Linked DNA regions of Homo sapiens: region 1 is linked to region 2. A link is an interaction called in ENCODE POLR2A ChIA-PET data of the cell type or tissue named here. Cell type or tissue: B cell. All regions are shown on one strand. Each heading gives the region's core, and the rest is flanking DNA. Links, peaks and the distances in the headings are about the cores only. Region 1 holds the start of LOC105369382 (a long non-coding RNA gene). Region 2 has its middle 5.1 kb from the start of FCHSD2.

Region 1 (5,378 bases), core at 188-5,187, 110 kb before region 2:
CCCACCACATTCCAGCTGCCCAACCAAGTGTTGATTCACAAATTCATGAGCCAGGAATCCTGCCCTGGCAGCTCTTAGTCAGGGCTCTGGATTCCTCTCTTGCCTCTAAGCACACTGATGGGACACTCCATTTAGCTCCCTCCTACCAGACCCATGCCCACCAGCGCTGCTCCTGGTACAAATGTTTGTTTGTTTACTTATTTATTTTCAAAACGGAGTCTTTCTCTGTTGCCCAGGCTGGAGTGCAATGGCATGATCTTGGCTCACTGCAACCTCCTTCTCCTGGGTTCAAGCAATTCTCCTGCCTCAGCCTCCTGAGTAGCTGGGATTACAGGAGTGTTCCACCACACCCGGCTAATTTTTTGTATTTTTAGTAGAGACAGGGTTTCACCATGTTGGCCAGGCTGGTCTTGAACTCCTGACCTTGTGATCCACCTGCTTCGGCTTCCCAAGGTGCTGGGATTACAGGCGTGAGCCATCATGCCTGGCTATAAATGTTAACATACTTTCTGGCAGTATATAAAGGAGCATAGTGCCTATGTCAGAGGAGGTGATAGTCCACAGAGATCTGCTGCTCACACTACCTGTGGAGCCCTGTGACCTCTGCAACACTGCCTGCTGCCCTTGGGACTGTAGGGACACTGAGAGGGTGATGAAACCAACACATGGAACAAAAAGCCAAGTTAGGCCGGGCGCGGTGGCTCACGCCTGTAATCCCAGCACTTTGGGAGGCCGAGGCAGGCGGATCACCTGAGGCCAGGAGTTCAAGAACAGCTTGGCCAACATGGCAAAACCCCGTCTCTACTGAAAACACACACAAAAAATTAGCCAGGCGTGGTGGCTGGTGCCTGTAATCCCAGCTACTGGGGAGGCTGAGGCTGGAGAATCGCTTGAAACCAGAAGGTGGAGGCTGCAGTGAGCTGAGACTGCGCCATTGCACTCTAGTCTGGGCAGCAAGAGCGAAACTCCATTTCAAAATAGAATAAAATAAAATAAAATTTAAAAAAGCCAAGTTAATGTGAGTCAACCCTTGGGAGTGGGGCAATTCTTTCACTTGGTACCAACAGATCCCTGTCCATTTTAAAACAGATTTACTGAATCTGAGATTCAAGCAGACATTATTGTCTAGTAAATAGTCTAAACTATGTTCATAATGAAGAAAAAGTTGGTGTTTTCATTTATTTCAGCTCTTTAAGAAATCAACAAATCAAAACTGAAATATTGGAAATGACCTGTCTATTCATAGGGAACTGGTTAAATAAATCATGGTTGTTAAAACAGAACAGGGGAGTTTTTATGTAGAAAGACCTTTAAGAAAACTTCAGGGCCAGGCATGGTGGCTCATGCCTGTAATTCCAGCACTTAGAGGCCAAGGCAGGGGGATCGCTTGAGCCTGGGAGTTCAAGAGCAGCCTGGGCAACATAGTGAGACCCTGTCTCTAAAAAAATAGAATAAAATAGCCAGGCGTGATGGCTGACACCTGTAATCCCAGCACTTTGGAGGCCAAGGCAGGGGGATCACAAGGTCAGGAGTTCAAGACCAGCCTGGCCAACATGGTGAAACCTTGTCTCCACTAAAAATTATACAAAAATTAGTTGGGCATGGTGACACATGCCTGTAGTCCCAGCTACTCAGGAGGCTGAGGCAGGAGAATCACTTGAACTCGGAAAGTGGAGGTTGTGGTGAGCCTAGATCGCACCGCTGCACTCCAGCCTGGGCGACAAGAGCGAGACTCTGAATCAAAACAAAAACAACAACAAAAACACCAAAAAACAAACAAACAAAAATTAGCTGGGTGTGGTGGCACGCGCCTGTAGTCCCAGCTACAGGGGAGGCTGAGGCAGAAAAATTGCTTGAACCCGGGAGAGATAGTGCCACTGCACTCCGGACTGGGGGACAGAGGGAGACTCCATCTCAAAAAAAAAAAAAAAAAAAAAAAGAATAAAATAAAAATAAATTTAAAAAGGAATTTTCAGAAGAAAGCTAGGTGTAGAAATATGTATGTAGTAGTATGCAAACTTTTGTGTATGAAGGAAGAAAAAAAACACTACTTTTAGGATTTGTATATACATATAGTTACCTGGAAACATAAAGAAGCAACCACTGACTGGGTTACTTATTAGGGCCAATAACAGGGAGATCCTTCACTGTTTACCTTTTTTTGTTTGTTTGTTTGAACCAAGTGAATACATTATTTAGTTGAAAATTAAATGAAAAAGAAACAGATCACTTTTAAAAATCAAGATGTCACATTTAGTAAAGGTGCCCCAAATGTTGAGGCGTGACAAGGTTCCAATGATGAGAAAAATGGAATGTTTTTATCAACAAAGATTGATATAGGGATTTACTGTTTTCTAAGTAGTTGTGCATAAATTTAGACATTAACTTTCTTCAGCCTGGGCAACATGGCAAAAACCCATCTCTACAAAAAAAAAAAAATACAAAAATTAGCTGGGCATGGTGGCACATGCCTGTAGTCCCAGCTACTCAGGAAGCTGAGGTGGGAGGATCACTTGAGCCTGGGAGATTAAGGCTGCAGTGAGCTGAGATCGTGCCAATACAATCCAGCCTGGGTGACAGAGACCCTGTCTCAAAAAAAAAAAAAAAAGAAAAAAAGATATTAACCTTCTTAAGCCTTATTAGGGACAGTTGATTATTTCAATTTTTCAGAGGGGGAAACTGAGGCTCAGAGAGGTCAGTGGTCTTGCCCAAGGCTCCCCCATCTGTAAGTAAAGGAGCTGGTCCTGGATGGAATCTGGGAGCCCGACCACAGGAACAAAGGAGAGCGCAGAACAGAGTCCACCCAGGAAGACCCCTGGGCTAATGCAGGGGTTCAAGCACACCCTGGGCAGGGACAGGCCTAAGTTGAATTCTGGCTCTTCCACTCATAGCTGTGTGGCCAAGCCAAGTTCCTTTCATTCTCAGAGCTCTGGTCACCTGTACAACGGGGATAATAATTCTGTCCTCCCAAGTGGTTTGAGTTTTAACTGGAATAGTGTATGTAAAACTCTCAGTACAGTGCCTGCCACAAACAATCAAAATTTCTAACTGTTGAAGTGTTTTCTTTAAATAACAGAACGAGATTGTTGTTGTTGTTGTTGTTGTTGAGATGGAGTCTCACTCTGTCACCCAGGATGGAGTGCAGTGGCACAATCTCGGTTCACTGCAACCTCCACCTCCCGGCAGAACCAGATATTTTAATTCAACTGAACTCCCTATAGTTCTTGAATTCCCTATATGCCTGCCTCATAAATTAAGAAGAGGAGAAGCATTGGAGAATTGAAGGAAGTATAGGAAACCACCTTTGCCCTAAAAGATGCTTATGGTTTTATTGGTGAGACAACCTTTAAGTAGGCCCACACAGCCTTTCTAGGAATACAGTTTATTACTGTCAATATTCAGTTTATTTTTCTATGCTAACCTCATTGTAAAATTAAAATGCAGATGGATTGTTCATCCAATTTTATGTGCAGTGGTTTTCAATACGTGACAAAATTCACAGTAAGAACTAAATGTTGTTTTTTTCAGAATATTTGAAGCCATTTTAAATGACGTTGTGCATAACTTGTATCACCAACTGTGTTCCACCCTAACAGAGGCACATATCCAGTTCTCCTCCAATCATCCCGCATCCATGCTGCTTTTGGCATTAATGGTGCCAAAATGGTGGCACTGCCATGTGTTCTCTTCATTATCTAATGATTAATTGTACTGACATACATGATACTCACTTTGGGCTTCTGGCAATTCGCAGACTGGGCTTCTGGCAATTCGCAGACTGGAAAAATAGTAACAGATTAGTGATGAACTTCATTAAAAATTATCATGTAAGGAACAGCAGACATTCCACAGTGTACACATATATTAAAACACCACACTGAGCCAGACATGGTGGTTCATGCCTGAAATCCCAGCATCTTGTGGTGAGGGTAAGGTGGGAGTATCACTTGAGCCCAGGGGTTCAAGACCTGCCTGGGCAACATAGCAAGGCCCCATCCCTACTATATATATATATATATATATATATATATATATATATATGTGTATGTATGTATGTATCCAGGCATGATGGCACGCACCTGTGGTCCCAGCTACTTGGGAGGCTGAGCCAGGAGCATAACTTGAGCCCAGGAAGTCAAGGCTGCAGTGAGCCTTCACGCCACTGCACTCCAGCCTGGGTGGGAGAGTGAGACCCTGTTTCAAACAAACAAAAACCAACATAAAAAATATATCACATTGTGCCCCATAAGTATATACAATTATTATTTGTCAATTAAAAATAAAAATTTAAATTAAAAAAGAAACAGCAGAATTGTTCATTGCAGTTCATTATTATTATTTTTCCCAATGTTTTAGAATAAGGGAATGTAACACTTATCTCAAAGGGAAAAGCCCTGACTTCTTTCTGTCTTGTGGAGAGGGCCACAAGTGTGCTTCCTCACCAGGGAGCTTGGTTTGGTTGGAAACACTTCCACCTGTCACCACTTGAGGATGTGGCAGGCAGATGCTCTTAGGTTTTGTCACTCTCAGAAGGGGACAAGAGAGGCCAGAAGAACAAAAGCAAAGGCAGTAAGGTTAATAATACAAAAGGACGAGATTGAGGTGGTTTAGGTCCACCTGGAGCTGTCACAGGCTGGAAGGGAGACACTTCATCGAAATTCTGCTGCCTCTTGCAGAAACAAAACTGAAAAGAAAGAGACCCCTTCCAAAGGACTTGGCACTTCTGGGTTTAGGTAAGCAGACTTTGGCGCCCAGCTTTTCTCCAGGCAACTTATGGACTTGTGGTATATGCCTAGGATTTGGAAAAGAGCAGGAGACGGAGGGGTCCCAAACTATAATGAAAAGTGTCTAGGTCCCTTGTATGAACAACAACCCAGTAAAAGCTGTCTGCAAGATGTTCAGGAGGTGAGAAAGCAAGGAATGAACCAGGATTACCTATTAGGGAAGTGATAAAAAGACCCTATTTGAAGAGAGACTGAACATTCTTCCATCTAAAGAATAAATATAGTTAGAAACAAAATCTTGCAATGAAAAAACACCAAAAAAAAAAAGTGGGGATCTTGTATTAGGGCTCTCCAGAGAAACAGAAACAATTATATATATATAAAATTATATATAAAATATATAATACATAAAATACATAATATATAATATTTATTTTAATATTTAATTATTTTAAATATATATTTAATTATTTTAAATATATATTAAAATATTTTAAATATATATTTAATTATTTACATATATATTTAATTATTTTAATATATATTTAAATATTTTAAATATTTAAATACAAAATATTTAATTTTTTTTTTTTTTTGAGACGGAGTCTTGCTCTTTCGCCCAGGCCGGACTGCAGTGGCGCTATCTCGGCTCAC
Region 2 (5,378 bases), core at 87-5,086:
CTCAATCAAACAAACAGGAAAGTAAGACAGAAGGAAGGAAGGAAGGAAGGAAGGAAGGAAGGGAGGGAGGGAGGGAGGGAAGGAAGGAAGGAAGGAGGAAATTGTGAGCAGACATTCAAGAGGGCCACCCAAGGCTACACCATCTACCTCATTTCACAGGATTCTCTATCCAAGAGAAATATGGATAGAGCCATGTTTCCAAACGTGGCTCAGGCCCATTCAGCTTGTGGTTTTCGCTCTCTCTGTCCCTCCGCAGGGAGTGCCTGCCTCCCATGCATCAAGGCCTACTTCCAATGCAGCCCTCGTGGGCCCCTCCTTTAGACAGAGGCAGTCTTCCCCCACTTAGAACAACCACAGCACTTTGATTTTGTGCTTTGGAATTACTCAGACTCAAACAATCATTAGGGAATTCTATATCTTGCCTCTCCGTCTAGATTGAGGGTACCTGTTAATTCAACTTTTCATTCTCCCCTCCTAGAATACTACAGGTACAGAAATCATTTGCTCAATTAAATGGTGGCAGCCCAGTTCCCATGAGGAAGGTCTGGGTGACTCTGGTAATTGTGATGGAGCGGTTAACCTCTAGACACTGGGGCAGGACCATCTGTGTTCAAATAGCCTACCTCTTACTAATTGTGTGATCTCAGGCAAGTGACTTAGCTCCATTCTTGCAATCAAGACCATTGAGTGTTGTGAGAATTAATGGGTTAACACAGTCAAAGCCCTCAGAGCTGTGCCTGGTACCCCCTAAGCATTCAAGAAATGTCAGCTATTATTATTACAGCTATTATTAGGAGCCAGCCGGGTATGCTTATAAACAATTTCCCACACCCAGCAAAGCTGGAGCAGACACATACACTGGCTTAACCCACAGCCACACTTGGAAATGGGGGAGGGTAGGGAGCTGTAACTCTATTTTAGAGATGAGCAGAGGCTCAGAGAAGTCAGAAGCATTCATTCATTTAACAGGCATTTATGGTGCGATTTCCACATGTCAGGCACTGCCTCTCCTCCCACTTCAAATTCAGTGAATCCTCAGAGTGGGGCTGGAGGCTAGGGACAGAGGACTATGTATTTTAAACAAGCACCCCCTGGTGATTCTCAGCTTAGGCAAGTTGGAAAGATGATTGGATTGTAAGGTCCTAAGGCAAGCATCTTGTCATGTTCCAAGTTTGGACCTGGGTTTTATGGGGGATATCATTTTTTGGTGGCAGATTAGTTTAGCAGTTAACAGCACAGACCCTGTAGCCTGGTTAATTGGGTATACATCTCAGTTTGCCACTGGCTGCATGACCATAGGCATACCTAACCTGTGAATGCCTCATCTGTAAAATGAGGCTAGTAATAGTACCTACCTCAGAGTTGTGAGAATTACATTAGTTTTTTATGCGAAGTGCTTGGAAGGCTGTCTGCCACATAGTAACTATTATAAAGCATGAGCTATTATTATTAATGTACACAGTGTAGACAAGCATCAGACAGAAGGCCGGGGGTGGTAGATTTGACACTTCTTACCCCACGATTGGCTCTGCCTGTAGCGTTGGCAGTGTCTGTCTCTTCAGGGAGGCTCGCCACCTGCTCCTTTCCGCTGGAAGAGCTTTCCTGAGTTGGGGAATTCCCTCCCATGGCGCCCGACAGCAGCTCCTAGCATTCTGATGCCATGTGCTCTGCCCACAGCAGCATAGTGAGAATTAGATCACATCTCGGGCCAAGGCTGGACTGGGAGGACAGGCAGGTGTAGGGGTTGGAAGTGTCCACTTACGAAGGCTGCAAATGGGAGGAGGAGTGCAGACCCTGGGGAGGCTCCTCTCCACACCCTAGGCCAGCTTTGGCTGAGGGTGGTGCCGCAGACAGGGGAAGGGCGGATGCCCACGGAGGACAGGCGGGATGCCAGGGTGTCTGCCAGCCCTCCAGGACACTTATTTTGGCCTGCTGCCCTCGGGCAGGGAGCAAGCAAGTGTATTTTGTTTTGGCATTAACTCAGCAGGCTGTGGGAAAACAGGCAGGCAGGCATCCTGAACAGGGCCTGCTCCCTTCACAGGCCAGCCCATGGTGGTGACAGAACTGCCACCTCTGCATCCTGCTGTCCCTCTCCCACAACTCTCCTCTCTCTCCCCTGATCCCTGCCTGGCCCTCCTTACCCAGCTCAGCCTGAAGGGTCCTTTCCCTGAAAGGGGCTCACAGACTTGGTAGCATCCCATACCTCCCAGGCTAGGCTCTGGAGAAACTCCCTGGTGGAACCCCTGGTGTTACAGATGAGAAAACCCGGGCTAAGGGAGAGGCAGGGACTTTCCAGGTCCTCACAATGAGTAAGGAGCAGAACTAAGATTCTAGTGGGGCTCAATCTCCCCCATGGAAATTCCTCTTTTTGTGGTTTATTTTTTAACTTACAAATAAAGCCATAACAAAATGACGGGAAACTGAAGGAAAACTCAACAAAGGAAACACACTTGTGGGCCAGCACAGTTGCAGGCACTTTACATAAACATTCCCATTTGATTCCCACTGCAACCCTGCAAAGAGCCATTATCTCTCCTTTATAGACAAGGAAACCTGGCTGAAAAGAGGTTTCAAGACTTGATCAAAAACTCTAAGCTTGGCAGAGGAGAAATAGACATCTAACCCAGGTTTGCTTGACCTCAGACCCCTGTAACCTCATCCCTCCACCAAAAGTATTTTACTCATTGGTGCCTAATCACAGTGCAGCTCATGGCGGAAGGTGCTGATCAGCGTTCAATACAGGTGGTCACTCAACCTTCCCTGATGTGTCCTAGGATCAGCAGTTACTTGTTTATGTGGCTCCTCAGCCCTTGCAGACCATTTACCTGTTATTTCATTTAACCTGCACAGCCCTCCAAGAGGAAGACAGGATGGAATTTATTATTCCTATTTTATAGATGTAGAAACCAAGGTTGAGAGGACAGTGATGCGCTAGAGGTCACACTCAGTGAGTACCTGGCAGAGATAGAATTAGCACCGTGGTTTCCTGCCTTGTAATGTTAAAACCATGTGCCTATCAGCTCCTACCATAGCCCTGGGACTGACTGCTCATTTACCGTACACCCCCACCCCTGCCACCCAAAGTTGTAATATTCCCTGGTAGGGGCAACACTTGACAAGATAATTCCTGGTCCCAGTGCCTGCTTCTTAGGGACTTGCCTCTGGCCTTAGATCTCTGCTACCACCTGGTAGGATCTGGGTCCCTATGACCCTCCTGGCCCTGCATGTTTCACTGCTGTGACCTTGGTCTCTGTATTGAGATTGGGAGCTCCTGGTGGGCAGCTCCTCACCTCAGAGACCTGCTTATGACTAAGCCCAGGATAAGGGCTTGTTGAGTGATACTATGGAATTCAAGGCCTAGTGCCTTGAACAAACTCACTATGTGTCTTAAGGAGAGCCCCTGCTCTCTTCTGGTGGCCACCAATCTTGAAGTCTCATTTACCTGTGCTGGGATTCTGTCCTGAGAGCTGATAGTGGAAGAGACTGGCACACTCTCACATCAGGCTGGCAGGAGGCTGGTGTTGAGGGAATTAGCTCAGGGAGCAAAGGCATGGGTAGGGAAAGGTGACTAGGGGTAGGAAGGAGATGAATGGGGATGGGGTCCATAGACCACACTGTCTGCCGCAGCATCCCCAGCTGGACTTGGTGGGGCCCAGGCAGGGAATAGCTGGCATCCAGACGTGCTAACAAGTATTCCTGAGCAGTCTGTGTCAATGCAGGTGGGGGATAATGACACAGAGGAAGACAGAGTAGAGAGAGCTGATGGACCCCAACTGCAGGAACGGTCAGGGATGCTTTGGTGCAGTGTGGGCAGGGGGACTGGCAGCTACTTTCTCTGAAGAGAGCCTTTGACGAAGTCAAACTGTCCTAGGTGCGTGCTCTGGATGGGGAGTAGTGTGCTACTCATGTTCTGGCCATGCTAAAGGGCCGCTGTATACTTTGTCTCCCTGCCAGTTTTCCCAGGAGCCCTGGAATATCAGAACAGCTGATCTTCTGATACCCATTCATATACCTGCTCCAGGCCAGTTTTTGATCCTAGCTCTGACTTAACCTTAGAATCATATTCCTAATGAAATGGGAGACTGCACTGCAGCATGCTGGAGGGAGAGCACAGCTTCAGAGCCAGGGGCCAGCCCTCCCTTTCCTTCACTAGCTGTGTGACCTTGGGTAGGTCATTTCACTTCTGAGCTGCAGCCTGTGCAATGGGGTTATATGTATTATGAGGAGTTGTTGTGAATGTTGGAAACAATGTAAATAACACGCCTATTTTAATGTCTGGAACATGGAAGAGGCAAAATAAATGGCAGCTGTTATTAATTTCTTTTCAGAGTGAGATCCCATCTGTGGTCTCCTTGATGGAAGGGAGCCAGAACCTGTTTGCACAGCCCCAGGGACAGGGAGCTCACTCCTTCCAGGGGTAGCTCTGCCTGGAAAAGTTCCTTCCTGAGATGCAGCTAACACCTGTCCCAGTTTTGTCTCTGGGGCCATAGTGCCTGCTGCTCTGCACCATTTCCCCAAAGAATCTCAAGCAATGCTACTGGCAACACAGCGCTTGCCTGCATTGCAGGAGCAAGGCTCTGGAAGTCCCCAACCCTGTTCAAAATGGTACATTTCAAGTCAGGCTTACATAAGTCACAGAAATCCCTTCCCTGGTCCCCTAGAGTCTGGAACATAATGGATTGTATCCTCCTGGGTCTGCTTATTTTCCTGCGTTAGGAACTCTCCCAATTCCTTTGAACATTCTTCATACACGAACATTCCTCATCGGACAACTGGGTTATGGTCTGAAGTCTATCATGTCAGGGCAAGTCACTTATCCCCACTGAGCCTCCAGTTCTCCATCAGTAAAAATGAAGAAACGAATACTATCTCATGGGTAAAGATTAGCTTGGAAAAGTAATATGAAAGTTTAGGGTTTGGAAGAGACACTTGGTAAGTATTAAAACAATTTTTTTAAATCACAGTTTTGAAATAGGAGTTAGTAGGTAAGCCCATCTGGTATTGCCCTTAGCTCTTTATAACACTTCCAAAGGAAATCATTCCAGAAAGTCAGTGCCACTCCTGGCTTCAGAACGGTGGCAAATCAGGTAGAGGATGCCCTCCTATATGCATAAACGAAATCCCCAGGGTCTGACTTCTTCTGTGAAGAGCCTCCTAAGTTCTAGGCTCACTCACTTATCTTATTCTGCAGGCCAGCACCAAGGCCCAGAGAAGACCCACTAGATCCATGGTAGAGGCTGGATCCCATGTCTCCCAACATCCAGCACCATTATACCCCAGTGCTCACTTCCTAAGAAGAGAGGTGAAGGGAGGATAATCTCTGGGCCAGACCAGTTGCACCCAAGACTAGGATTCAGCAAATCTTTGTTAAGCACTTG

The links. ChIA-PET counts read pairs that join two places held together with the same protein. Peaks named below come from ENCODE experiments on the same cell type or tissue, not always from the same donor. Only the 100,000 strongest peaks of a DNase experiment are listed, where the experiment ranks them.
Region 1: POLR2A ChIA-PET joins it to region 2 with 7 read pairs; 6 of 35 experiments call an interaction of 5 or more read pairs at or near these places.

What each region holds. Positions count from the first base shown.
Region 1 is chr11:73,252,161-73,257,538 of GRCh38, reverse strand. It overlaps LOC105369382 (a long non-coding RNA gene), which reads right to left and starts at 4,194. Exons shown (of 3, transcript XR_950296.3): 1 at 4,080-4,194; 2 at 3,732-3,778. In B cell, for the core only: no CTCF peak of the experiment used is centred there; no DNase peak of the experiment used is centred there.
Region 2 is chr11:73,144,757-73,150,134 of GRCh38, reverse strand. No RefSeq gene overlaps it. Among named protein-coding and RNA genes, the nearest start is that of FCHSD2, 5.1 kb to the right of the region's middle. In B cell, for the core only: no CTCF peak of the experiment used is centred there; DNase peaks (open chromatin) are centred at 2,194 and 3,074; H3K4me3 peaks cover 739 bases; H3K27ac peaks cover 3,937 bases.